Regions from separate parts of the Homo sapiens genome. Here region 2 is linked to region 1. Evidence: read pairs that join two places in POLR2A ChIA-PET (ENCODE). Cell type or tissue: CD4-positive, alpha-beta T cell. All regions are shown on one strand. Links, peaks and the distances in the headings refer to the core of each region. The heading gives the core; the rest is flanking DNA. Region 1 overlaps SCML4 (Scm polycomb group protein like 4). Region 2 overlaps SCML4 (Scm polycomb group protein like 4).

Region 1 (6,685 bases), core at 1,351-3,850:
TATTTTTAAAAAATAAAAACAATCCAATAAAGTCAATCTAAATGAGTGAGTGGCTCTGATATCCTCAGCTTTTGATCAGCCAGGGCCAGCTGCCCTAGTGCGTGGGAGGTGAAATGAGTCAGGTACTCTGGACCCTGAAAAGACTCCAAATCACAAGCCCATATGTGGGGGCTGCACTCATCACGGCCCGTGGTGTGTGCATTTGCCCTGACTGGGATCCTAATCACCCCAGTGGTTTGGCTGAGCAGACCAGCAACCATTTCAGTGGGTGTTTATGGCACATGAGGCATAGTACCAGGTGCTAGTGGACATGACCCTGGACTTAGGGGGCTGGACTTTAGTGCTGGCTCTACTCCTAGCTAGCTGAGACAGAGACAAGTCACTTCACCATTCTGGGCCTCGGCCCCATACTGTACAGGTTCAGATCTCTCAACTCCCTGTTAAACAAAGCTGACAGACACGCCTGGTTTATTTATTTTCTTTATTTTATTTTCTAATTTTCTTATTTGTATCTTCCCGGTCCAGAGTTGTATTTGGGTCAAGGAGTGCATTCTTCTTCTATGAGTAGGACTTTAAACAAACGCTTTAAGGGCTCAGTTTCTCACTTAGACAGCAAAAGCAAGAAGAGGACCAACTCCCTGTGTCCCTTGTCCTAGAGGACAACACAAAACCTGCAGGAACAAGGTGACTGCGATCCGAGTGCTGTTGCGCCCCACTGCTGAGGAGCTGATCTCAGGCTGCAGCGAATCAGTTTCGTAGCCTGCAGCTGTGCCCTTAGACAGGGTGAGGCAGAAAGCCTCCCATCTCCTAAGCACCCAGAAGGCAGTGAGAAACATCTAGTGACAGCCTCCTGGGTGGATAGAGGGGTGAGTGGCCAATGGCCTTGTAGTAGCACCTCCCAAGCCTCCCACACTCTCATGCTCAGAGAGGATCACAGGTCACTCTTCCAGGACTGAGATCAGCCGTGGTCCAGCCTTGCCTATGTGGCCCATGTGGAGATGTGCAAGGTCACCGGGGTGCTGTGGTGGAGCCTGTCCTCTGCACTCCCCTCCTGACTTTGAGAAGTTAAATAGCTAGTAAGGGAGAGGAGACATCTGTACATGATATGGCAGGAGGACAGTTCTGAAGCAACTAGTATCTCACGGATAATGACCTAAGAGCCCAGGATGCTCAGAAAAAAAGAGAGGTCCTACGAGGCTGAGGTTTTCCAGGGCCACAAAACAGCCAAGGGAGGGGCAGAGCCTGGCGCATACCCTGCCTGACAGCTCCTCCGCACCTCACCCTCACTAGCTCCTTGCAGCCTAGTACTCCAAGGGGGCCTTGGGGTGCTCCCATTTTGCTACCAACCCTAGAGGACATCTAGGACAGCTAGGCTGAAGGCTCCCCTGTGTGCAGCCCTGCAGTCCCACTTTCCCTACTCCTAGCTCATTCCAGAAGGCTTTCATTATTATTTCCAAGTCTAAGAAAGTCTTCTGGAATAATGAAACTGACCTGCTTCTAATCTGAATCAAAGCTACAATGAGAACTCAAGTGAGTTGGATCGCAGCAGGTCTCAGAAGCTTCTAATCTGGGGCCCCCACTCATGGTTTTGTCTAAGGTTGGAGTCAAAGAAGAGGCATTACTTGTTCTTTGCTCAGCAAGAGGGAGCTTATCCTCTCTCCCACCAGTGTCAGTTTCTGCCTGAAATGTGAGTGGTTTCCCCTGGCTAGATGAAAAGGAGCCACCTACAAAAATTTGTGTTTCTCAAGGAAGTGGCTTTCCAGAGGCTCCTCCCCCACAGTCTTGCCTGAAAATTGCTACTTGGACAGAATCTTTCTATTCTACATCCTTTCTTGTGGCTGTAATTGACCCATTTCTATCACAGCACCTACAACATGTTATTCTGTTTATTGGCATCCCTGTCTCTCTGTTCTAATATGCTTGAGCTCCTTGGAGAAGGCTCTGTGTCTTCTTCCATCTATCCCCACCTGGTTCAGTGTCTGGCACATCTTAAGGATTGACAAATATTTATTAAATAAATGATGTATGAACAAATGAATGGACGATCAGTGTCCCAGCCCTCTTCCAGGACTCCTCCTATTCCTTAGCACTGAGGCAGCAGAGTCCAGCCCAGGGTACTTGTCTTTTGTTTTTAGTAGTGGCCACCAGGCTCAGAAATTTACCTGCAGAGGACTCAGCAACCACTTTCCAACAACAAGGCCACTGCAATAAGACGCAGAGCATCCCATGCTGCCAAGATGGCTCTTCGCCTACTTCATCTCTTTTAATTTTCACAATGGTTTTGAGATAAGCATTACTGTCCTCGGATTTCCAGATGAGGAGCTAAGGCCCAGAGAGGCTACATGAGATCACCCATTAGTGGGCAGAGGGTAGATTCCACCCCAGAGCTCTCTGCATAACTCCCTACAGCTGTCTCCCTGTGTCGGCCCTGGACAGAATTCAGAGAGCTGGCAACAGAGCTGGCTGGGGGACAGGAGAGAAATCTGATCCTTCAGGCCACATCTCCATGTCTCTATAGGATATAAAGAAATGGGACTGATACAACATGAAAGCTTGGATGGTATAAAGTAACCCAGTCAACTCTCTGGGCATGAAATAACCGGGTGAATAGAACAACATAATTATTTATTGCCTACAGAGCTGATCCGAATTTTTTTTTGAAGATTGCTAAAGAGTGGTTGCAGGCAGCAGTAAGACAGCAATTGCTGCGAGACACTTGTCTCTGCTAAGGAGGCAGCAGCTGCGACTGTCACTCAGCCTCGGCACTCACATCCCACAGTGTAAGGAAAGACACCTTAGAATGCAGCTACACACACACATATATATATATTTTTGCAAACCACTATTTCCTGTTTTGTTCTCTATTTATACTTTACATTTAGTTTTGAGAAAGCGCTGGTGGTTTGGTGTTTGGGTTGTTTCTAGTTCAATCTTTATCTATAAAGCAAATTCTCTTTTCAAGATGATTTTTTGTAATATAAACCAACAGTATAGCTAGATTCCTTTCACATACTTTGCTAATAAAAATTCTTACAACTTCAACAATAAAGCAACAAGATTCAAATAACACAAATCACAACTCTCCAAGTCGGCACCTTGCCAAGTAGGAATCCATTCACCAGTCTTGCGGGGGTGGGGTTGTGAATTCTTCAAGGAATTCCAACAGACATTTTCACACAGATTTTCAGGCATATAGATGCTCATCCTGAAGTACAGAAATGTGTAACTATGATACCTTCATATGATACTCTTTGGAAAACACTGAAGTATCTAAAACACTTTGTTACTGCTATGTAATGACACATAGCAACCCAATGTTTGCCCTCCAAGAACTGTCTAAGAAAGATACCACCTCGGACCCAGGGAACAATCAGCAGAAAATAAACATGAAAACAGCACCAGGACCAATGCCTTCACCTCTTGTGCAGGTCAAGGAAAGATGCATTTAGAGGTAAAAGGCAAGAGCAAGTGCACAGTTATCGTGAAATTGATTTTGTTTCTCCACATTTGGTAGCTGAAAGCTTTGCTTCCCCAATAGACAAGGACCATGTTTCTGCAAGGACCAGGAAAGCTGGCTTTGCATTGCAGTGGGCAGTAAGCAGAATAGCAGAGTGACTCTTGGGTATCAGTGTCCTGCCCTGTCAAACGGAGACTTCAGTACTTGCCAGAGCCATGTCACCAGGCTGCCATAAGGATCCCATGAGAAAATGACCATGAGATCCTGTCATAATTGGTAAACCCTGTGTGATACAAATTACTATTCTTCCTGGGTAATTATTTTCTTTTGTTCTCTTTGTAGAGAACAGAGAGTCAATAGAAACTCTATTTCCAACCATCTTGTTTGCAGTGTCCCTAAAGGCAACATAAAGACAGATCATTTCTTTTTATTTGCCAAGCAAAAGAAATACACCCATCCAGACAATGCGACATTCCTCATCTTTTTCTACAGAGCATCACGTTAGTCTTGTCTCCCATCTAGATGATGCCCATCTCATGGGGGTGAAGCTGCTACCAACACCCTGGTATTAGGGAGGGTTTTAGAGCTCTCTAGAAAGCTGTGAGCCAGGGAGGAAGGCTAGGGTACTGGTGGTGCCTGACACTGTCGCCATCATTGTATGTACAGTCACTACACACCGGTTTATTCTCCCCTCTTATTTCACAAAGAAAAAGCCCAGGGTCTTCAAATACTAGGAAAGTAAAATGTCACCAGGTCTGAGAACAGAATGGGTGAAAGAGTGGGGGCTGGAGCAAGGAGCATAGGAAAACTCTCCCCCAGTGTGTGTTTCCCTGACTTACAGGAAAGAAGACAAAATGCAGCCTAATTTGCTTCTGGTCACCAAGTATCACAAAGGCTTCTCAGCTGTCCTGATAGGCACAGTCCCAGCGTTGCTCCACCAGGGACACTGTGGGCAGGTCACTACTTCTCTGGCCCATGTCCCTCAGTGGCCACTCTTACACAGCCTGTTGGTTCCGCAGGCTTCACAAGTACTGCAAGACCAAGGTCAAAAGCGAATTCTTAACCCTCAAAGGGAAGTACTGGCCAGAAGTGGACTATTCTCTTTCTCTCCTCAATCATCCCTTCAATCATTTGACAATATTTTCTGGGGACCTAGAGTGGCCAGACACTAAGCAGAGCACAGGGACGTGAAGATGAACCCAGAAAGATCCCTTCCTTGGATGTTTGTGGGTAGACGGGAGGGAAGCGGAGCACCTCTGGTCATCACATCTCCTCTGAGTCCCAGCCCATCCTGCCTCCCCACTGCCCCGCATAAACACAGGTCCCTTTCCAGGCGGGTTCCTCTGGCATGTTGTGGTGTGCAGACAGCGCACGGCTGAATTCCCTATGTCCTGCGTCGTTGACACACAGCTTCTCCATCGCAGTCTCCCAGAATCGAGGAGCCTAGGATACATGGGCAGGTCACACAGGAAGAAACAGCCACCACACACACTTAGTCCAGACAAAGACAGTGGCCAATAATCACAAACACAGAATCTCTGGAGACCAGGCCTGCCGGCCCACAGCAAAACCACCAGATTCATCTCTGAGTCGTCCCTGAACAAGTCCTCCTTCCCTCAGAGCACCACACCTGTGGAAGGGAGGATTCCCAGCCTTGGTGGCCTCTCCCCTCACACTCATGTCCCCCGGGCTGTGGGCACTGATCCTGACACACACCACTGCACACAGGGCCCAGCTCACAGGACCAGCAAAGCAACAAATAGTGGGTGAATAAATGAATTAATAAAACGTACATACATGCATATATTATTTTATTAAATTCTCACTACAAGACTTTAAGGCAAATATTATTACGTACTCCCACCGTATAGATGGAGAGTCTGTCAAATCTATACAGATGACAGCTCAGGAAGGCTCCAGATCTTGTGAAAAGTGGCACAAGTCCAGTCTAGTCCAGCCTTTCAGCACTGGCACCTGGTCAACGAGAGGTTAGCTGCTGAGAGATCCAAGAAGTTTCATCTCCCAGCGCTTCTGTTTCTAGCTGGAGGTGGGTGGGAGATGTTGCATTTTACCAGCTGACTTCTCAAGATCAAAAAGCCAGGAAGCTTTGCAATCACCCTGAGACAAGTCAACAGTAGTATTACCATGGACAATATCTTGCCTGGTGAAAATCTATGTGACCTCTTGGGGCTTTGCATACAGTGAATCCTCCGCCAATATGGTTTGATTGACTCATAGAAAGAAAGGGGGAGAGAGAGCAATACAATGATACAATTGAGGACTTCCACTTCTTAGTTGCAAAAAGAAAGGTCAGAAAAGGAAAAATAACAACACTTTTTTCCTGCTTTCTCTCCCTCGGGGGTTAGCCAGCAAACAGGGGCTTACCGGATTATTTTCTAGGTCTTCTCCCCTTCGCAAAGGTCTCCTGGGGCCATGCAACAGCCGTTAAGTCAATTCTTAATTAGCTTTCACAGTTTACCTTTTGAAAATCCATATCTGTATGAATATTTATTGGACGCTTACTAAATGCAAGGCATTTGTCCCAGGCCCTGAAGATACAAAGGGATGTCAAACAAGCGTGCAAACAGAAAGGCACACACAGCATCAGGAATGGCCAGACGAGGACAACCATCCACACCTACTGCAGGAACCAACAAGTCCCACAAAGGTCAAAGCACCAAACAGGCCAGGCATGGTGGCTCATGTCTGTAATCCCAGCACTTTGGAAGGCTAAGGCGGACGGATCACGGGAGGTCAGGAGTTCGAGACCAGACTGGCCAACATGGTGAAACCCTGTATCTACTAAAAATACAAAAATTAGCCAGACATGGTGGTGCATGCCTGTAGTCCCAGCTACTCAGGAGGCTGAGGCAGGAGAATTGCTTGAACCCAGGAGGCGGAGGTTGCAGTGAGTGGACATTGCACCATTGCACTCCAGCCTGGTCAGCAGAGCAAGACTCCGTCTAAAAAAAAAAAAAAAAGCACTGAACAAGCCCAGGGTCACTAAAAATAGAGGCAACAGGGATGTGTCATTAGGCTAATTCTTAATTTCCAGAGCAAGAAGAACAGGGATGGAATTAGCCTACTGCTTAAAGTATACTGGAGGTTAGCAAGTGACAGGGAGACTCCCAAAATGCCTCAGGACTATTTAGTTTCAGTTTAGGACAGAAAAGAGAAGGGTCTCAAACTGGAGATGGCAGACGCATGCTAAGAAATTGGTCTGCAGGA
Region 2 (6,685 bases), core at 1,817-4,316, 74 kb before region 1:
CCAAGATATAATCACCAAGAGCTATAAAGAGGTTTTGGATAACAAAAGCTTCCTGACTTGGGCATTTAACAAGACACACTGTAGAATTCCCAGCCACAACTAGGTCCAAGATTCAGAATCAAGAAACGAAGTCAATCTGATATTGCTATTACAACCCAAATGCCTCCTGTGGTTGGATTTTTATTTGATAGGGCCTGGCATTGGGTGAGGGATGGAGACAATTTAGCTAGAAAAAGAAGAATGAGAACAGCATTGTATGTGAGGAGGTGAAGCGGACAAAAGCATGGCAAGAGCTGATTAATTAAAGAGTTTGTGTAGGGGCCAGACGCAGTGGCTCACACCTGTAATCCCAGCACTTTGGGAGGCAGAGGTGGGCGGATCATCTGAGGTCAGGAGTTCAAGACCAGCCCAGTCAATATGGTGAAACCCCGTCCCTACTAAAAATACAAAAATTAGCTGGGTGTGGCGGCACATGCCTGTAATCCCAGCTACTCGGGAGGCTGAGGCTCGAGAATCGCTTGAACCTGGGAGGTGGAGGTTGCATTGAGCCGAGATCATGCCTCCCACTCACTCTATAAAACACCTCGTTGAGCTGTTGCAAGAATTAAATGGCATAATGTTGTAAAGCATTAAACAGGATTACTCATTAGGTAGTTGCTGTTCTTCTTATTATGATGATGTCATTCCATAAATGGCCAGTAGATTTGTTTTCCTAAATCCCAGGGCCACCAGCTCACTCCCCTGTTCAGAAATGTCTGGTTTACAGTTACTACAGAGCAAAGTCCCATCTGCTTGAAATGGATCCCAAACCTCCCAGCATGGTTTCCCTGGTGTCCCTGCACAAACTCTTTTTTTTTTTTTGAGATGAAGTCCCGCTTTGTCACCCAGGCTGCAGTGCAGTGGCATGATCTTGTTCACAGCTCTGTCCTCAGATGTGAGAAGAGCCCCTGGCACACTGTGCCCAGGAAGTCTCTGCTGGCTAGGACCAACCAAAACCTGAGTCTTAACTGCCTGCTCTATAAAAACAAACATTGATTGAGCACCTTTTCTGTACCAGGTGCTAGGTGAAGCGTTTGGTGAAAAATACAAATGTGATCCTCTCATGACAGGGGTTATAATCATTGACTCCTCCATGGCTCAGAGTACATATACAGTCATGCACCGCCTAAGGACGGTGGTCCCATAAGATGATAATGATTCTAGTTCCTATCGCCTAGTGATTTGTGTTGCAATTTTCTCCAGTATTCAGTACAGTAACATGCTGTACAGGTTTGTAGCCTAAAAGCAATAGGCTGTACCACACCGCCTAGGTGTGTAGTAGACTATACCATCTAGGTTTGTGCAAGTACAACCTATGATTTTCACACAACATTGAAATGACCTAAGGATGCATTTCCCAGAATGTATCCCATTGAGTGATGCATGACTGTGTTTATAAATAGGACTTGATAAATGTGAGATGAATCAATATACTCTGCAGACACAGTCTCGGTAACTTATACAAAAGCCTGTGTGTGTAATCTTTACTTCTATTTTAAGGCTAGAAAAAAGACAAGGCTCTGAACAATGAAGCGGCTTTCCTACAGAAGAATTCTAGTTAGAAGTTGAGAAGCCTTCACTTTATTTCCCTTCTTTAGATCTCGGGGCACAGTGGCTTTCTGCTGTCTCTGTCTCCTTCCTCCTTTTAATGTGCCTGAGACGTGCATGCTGCTCCATTAGCACTGAGGAGAATACAGCATCACATTTCTGCGTCTGTCCTAAACACATAATGGTTTGGCTGAGAATTGGATTGACTTTGAGATCTTCCCTGCCTCTTCCTTGTGGGACCTGGAAGGGTCCCATAAGGTGGTTTGGCACGGGGCATTTTTCTGGGAATCTGTTAATGCACCCTGGAGCCATCTGAATGCCGATCCACACTTATTAAAGATGATTTCACTCCATTTAAAGACATCTGCACTCAACATGGGGACGAGGAATCACGGAAATCACATTGCCTTTGGATCCTGCCCCATCAGAACATTGGCGTTAATCAGGGTGAAAATAGATGCTCTGATTACAAAGGCTGGAAGTCTTTAGTGCCAAGAATAATTTTAGAGTGATCAGAGCAGAGGTCAAATCTAATTTCCTGCATTTGACAGGAAGGGGGGAAAACCCAGACCAATTAACAGCATCATTCACAGGAACCTAGAGTCCTTTGAGCTAGGTCAGGGAAACACTTTCCCTTCAACTACAGTGTTGAAGGGCTGAGCCAGGTGGCTGGTTTGTCTTTAAGGAGGAGGCTCTCAGGACGATTGCTGTGGAGGGAAAGAGATAACTGAGATGGCAAAGTGGGCTCTGTTCCTGGTACCTAGGGCTTGCTGTGGGCACTTTTCACTTTTCCAGGATGGAGCAGAGGCAGCAGGGGCCTGGCTCGGGCGTGTTTCTTAGGGGGCCTTTTAGTCATACAAGACAGAGGGCAGCAGGCAGCCTAAGTCACACCTCGGGAGCTGCTCCTGATCCAAAGCACATAGATTCGCTTTAGAAAGGAAGAAAAATGGAGCTTTCCAGTGGCAGGTTTGCAGAGCCTCACAGTGGTCTGTGCTCACAAAAATAATAAATACACTAGCCACTCCCTCTCCAGCTGCAGCGAAGGTGTCAGGAAGACAGATGGGTGGAGCCTGGTGCAGCTGCAGCAGGCAGATGTGATAGATCAACAGTAAGACATGATGGATGTGGAAAAGTCTTGCTCCTAAGCAGACAGAGCATGCCAAGAAGCACTGGCCAGACACCTTTGTGAGCAGGCAGAGTTCTCCAATGAGGACATCGTGCTTGGTCTTGTCATTCCCTGCCAGAGGCATGTGAAAAGTGAAACCTAGTTATGAATGGATTAAATATGCTTGTTTCTAAAGCTGAACTCACATTTACCAGAGCTAGGATGACTATGAGTCAGTGTTTCAAAGCAATCCTGATTCTCACAGCACAGGTACTTGCACACTCTCTGTGAATCTCCCTCTGCCTTACACATGCCCATGAGCACATCCATACGTACATAATTTCCTTTCACTCATTCATAATTCAGGAGAAACTCTTTAGCTAACAACAGAGTCATGTGGAGGAGCGGAATTAGCAGTGAGCTGGGAGTCAGAAACCCCTGCCACCCACCAGCCATGTGATCGACTCTCTGCTTCTCTGTTGTAAAATAAAAGGGCTTGATCTCTAAGCCCCTGCCAGCCCCTTATGACACTGTGTAACCCCTCCCACCTCAGGCTGTTCCCACTAAGGGAGTCACTTCCTCCCACAGCTGAAGGCTGCATCAGTGTGTCCACATGCAAAACACACCGAGTGCAGCCACAGCCAGGCTTCCCGTCCCTCCTGGGCTCTGATCATTCTCTACGGACCTCATTGTCTTCATCTATAAATTGTGAATATTATTTGCTGCTTCTTAAGAATATTTTAAGAATCAAGAGAATGTGTCTCAGGGCTGGAGCCTGACCATAAGAATCTTAAAGACAGGAAGGTCATTGTCTCCGACAGGGACCCCTGTGTCCTCAGGCTGCCTGTGAGCTGCCCAGGCCCTCTTGGTTTCTGGCACCTGGAACTGGGTTGGGAGGACCGGGGCTGGCAAGGGGAAGGGGAGGGAGATCTGTTCTCAGCATCTCCAAGTGACCTGCTCCCACTAGATGCATCCTTTCTAGATACAATGCCATATCAAATGTGTGACATGCCCAGATTAGCCCACGATTATGGCAAAATCACATGGCTTGAAACAGTGCTGTTTTTCATTATTTCTATCTGTTGCCCAGGCTGGAGTGCAGTGGGGTGATCTCGGCTCACTGCAACCTCCGCCTCCCAGGTTCAAGTGATTCTCCTGCCTCAGCCTCCCGAGTAGCTGGGATTATAGGCAAGCATCACTCACTCTATCCAGAGTTTTCAAGATGCCATGTGGTGAGAGAGATGAGAGGGAAGAGAGCCCACTCAATCCTTAGAGTTTAATCAGATTTTTCTTTTCAATTATTTGAGACCAGCTGGCCTGCCTGTGTGAGGAGAGAGCATGTCTCTAGAAACAAGGAGAGACCATGGGCTTGAAGTCAAGCTGAGCTGAGCGAGATTCCTTCTTGGCCACCAGAAGACACTGTGACCTCCTAGCAAGCACTGTTACCTCTGCTGGGAAGCCTCCAGCCATCCCTCCTCCCTACTGACCCTCCCTGGTTGTCTTTCCTCCTGCTTATTCCAGCCAGCTCCACTGCCCCTTCTCTGGGAAGCCTTTCCAGACTCCGAAGGGTAGGCTCAGCCACTCCCTCCCCATCTGATTCTCCCACAGCATCCACACTTCTCCCTGACAGCAATCATCACAATTGTAATGAAATTAGTGTAATAATTTGTTGACATTTGTCTCCCTGGAGTTGCAAACCCTCAGAGAACAGGGCCGGTGTCCATCTTGTTCACAGCTCTGTCCTCAGATGTGAGAAGAGCCCCTGGCACACTGTGCCCAGGAAGTCTCTGCTGGCTAGGACCAACCAAAACCTGAGTCTTAACTGCCTGCTCTATAAAACACCTCGTTGAGCTGTTGCAAGGATTAAATGGCATAATGTTGTAAAGCATTAAACAGGATTACTCATTAGGTAGTTGCTGTTCTTCTTATTATGATGATGTCATTCCATAAATGGCCAGTAGATTTGTTTTCCTAAATCCCAGGGCCACCAGCTCACTCCCCTGTTCAGAAATGTCTGGTTTACAGTTACTACAGAGCAAAGCCCCATCTGCTTGAAATGGATCCCAAACCTCCCAGCATGGTTTCCCTGGTGTCCCTGCACAAACCCTTTATTTTTTTTTTTTTTTGAGATGAAGTCCCGCTTTGTCATCCAGGCTGCAGTGCAGTGGCATGATCTCGGCTCAGTGCAACCTCCACCTCCCAGGTTCAAGCGATTCTCGAGCCTCAGCCTCCCGAGTAGCTGGGATTACAGGCATGTGCCGCCACACCCAGCTAATTTTTGTATTTTTAGTAGGGACGGGGTTTCACCATATTGACTGGGCTGGTCTTGAACTCCTGACCTCAGATGATCCGCCCACCTCTGCCTCTCAAAGTGCTGGGATTACAGGTGTGAGCCACTGCGTCTGGCCCCTACACAAACTCTTTAATTAATCAGCTCTTGCCATGCTTTTGTCCGCTTCACCTCCTCACATACAATGCTGTTCTCATTCTTCTTTTTCTAGCTAAATTGTCTCCATCCCTCACCCAATGCCAGGCCCTATCAAATAAAAATCCAACCACAGGAGGCATTTGGGTTGTAATAGCAATATCAGATTGACTTCGTTTCTTGATTCTGAATCTTGGACCTAGTTGTGGTTGGGAATTCTACAGTGTGTCTTGTTAAATGCCCAAGTCAGGAAGCTTTTGTTATCCAAAACCTCTTTATAGCTCTTGGTGATTATATCTTGGATGAGAGACAAGGAAGAGCTCTCAAACTTTCACCAGAGCATCAGCAGACACCAGGAAAATGTGCCCTGTGAACACATCCCCTTGGAGCCCACTGGCAGCGGAGACAGACGTGATATATCACAACTGCAGGAAGCTAAAGGTAAGTACCGCCAGAGAGAGAAGGCTGAGGAGTTTGTCAAGTCATCAATACCCACCCTTCTGCCTGCAGCCTCATGCAGTTTTCTGGCTTTTGTGGTTTTAAACCATTTTGATTAGTACCATGGGGAAAATGCCATTTCTAAGTCTCTTCCATGGTTTATGACTTGGGTCAAACTCCCTTAAAGAGGTATGGTTTTTTTGATGATAACTGCTTTTTACTTGGGATGGAACTTCAGAGCAATATTGAACAGTCATTTGGGTGGGAGGGTGGGGTGTGGGGGGACCCACAGCAGGCACTAGGCTGACAGCTAGGTGAGAAATGGGTGAGGACGCTGGCGGTTTCTCTCCCACTTTAACATCCTGCCACTCAAGTCAGCATGGTTTTTATCTCCATGGTTTCCAAACATTTTTAGTTGTGCAAATTTTGTTTAAGCAAAGCACATATAGAACCCCACTCTGCAAATGTGAAAAGGCCCTGCTTAAAGAGAGGGAGGGCACCTGGAGTCCTGTCTGCTCTTGTTCCATCTTCTCCATCTCTTAGAACCTTGAAAGCCATCAGGCATGATTTGAAAACCCCTGGGGTTGTTTTGAAAGACAGGCTTTGGAGCCCACTGAAGTCAGATCCTGGCTTAACACTTGATTTACCTTCTCTTGAACCTCTTTTTCTTTATCTTTAAATCAAATATACCAATACCTTTTTATAAATATTAAATCCTAAACATATAACTTATAATAAGTCGGAAACTGTCTGGCCCCCTTGAGTGTAGGTGTTCAATAAATAACAGTCTGATACAGGCCTCAAGCCCCCCTTTGCCAGGGCTGTGGGGGGTTCAAATATGAATAAGAGGCTTCACAAAGCTGAGGGTCTGTTCCTTTCTCTAGGATAGAGTAAGAACTATAGATGAGGAAACAAAGTGCCATGGGAGGAAAAAGGAGGGAGTGAGCATTTCTGATCAGACTTCCCATTGCCTACTCAGCGTTACTTTGCACTTCTTCCTCTGTAATAGCAGCCCTAACTTCCATCTGGAATCATGGTTGCTAGGAATGAAAACCACATTTCCCAGCATCCCTTGCAGCAAGTGGCCATGTGACTACATTTTGGTCAATGAAATGTAAGCAGAAACGGAA

What was found. ChIA-PET counts read pairs that join two places held together with the same protein. Peaks named below come from ENCODE experiments on the same cell type or tissue, not always from the same donor. Only the 100,000 strongest peaks of a DNase experiment are listed, where the experiment ranks them.
Region 2: POLR2A ChIA-PET joins it to region 1 with 10 read pairs; 3 of 35 experiments call an interaction of 5 or more read pairs at or near these places.

Annotation. Positions count from the first base shown.
Region 1 is chr6:107,784,647-107,791,331 of GRCh38, forward strand. All of the region lies in intron 1 of SCML4 (Scm polycomb group protein like 4), which reads right to left. Among named protein-coding and RNA genes, the nearest start is that of SCML4, 36 kb to the right of the region's middle. In CD4-positive, alpha-beta T cell, for the core only: no CTCF peak of the experiment used is centred there; DNase peaks (open chromatin) are centred at 1,725 and 2,765; H3K4me3 peaks cover 1,090 bases; H3K27ac peaks cover 2,449 bases.
Region 2 is chr6:107,710,175-107,716,859 of GRCh38, forward strand. The region is part of intron 6 of SCML4 (Scm polycomb group protein like 4); the gene reads right to left. Among named protein-coding and RNA genes, the nearest start is that of SCML4, 110 kb to the right of the region's middle. RefSeq lists silencers at 3,226-3,335, 6,602-6,685. In CD4-positive, alpha-beta T cell, for the core only: no CTCF peak of the experiment used is centred there; DNase peaks (open chromatin) are centred at 2,667, 2,934 and 3,247; H3K4me3 peaks cover 304 bases.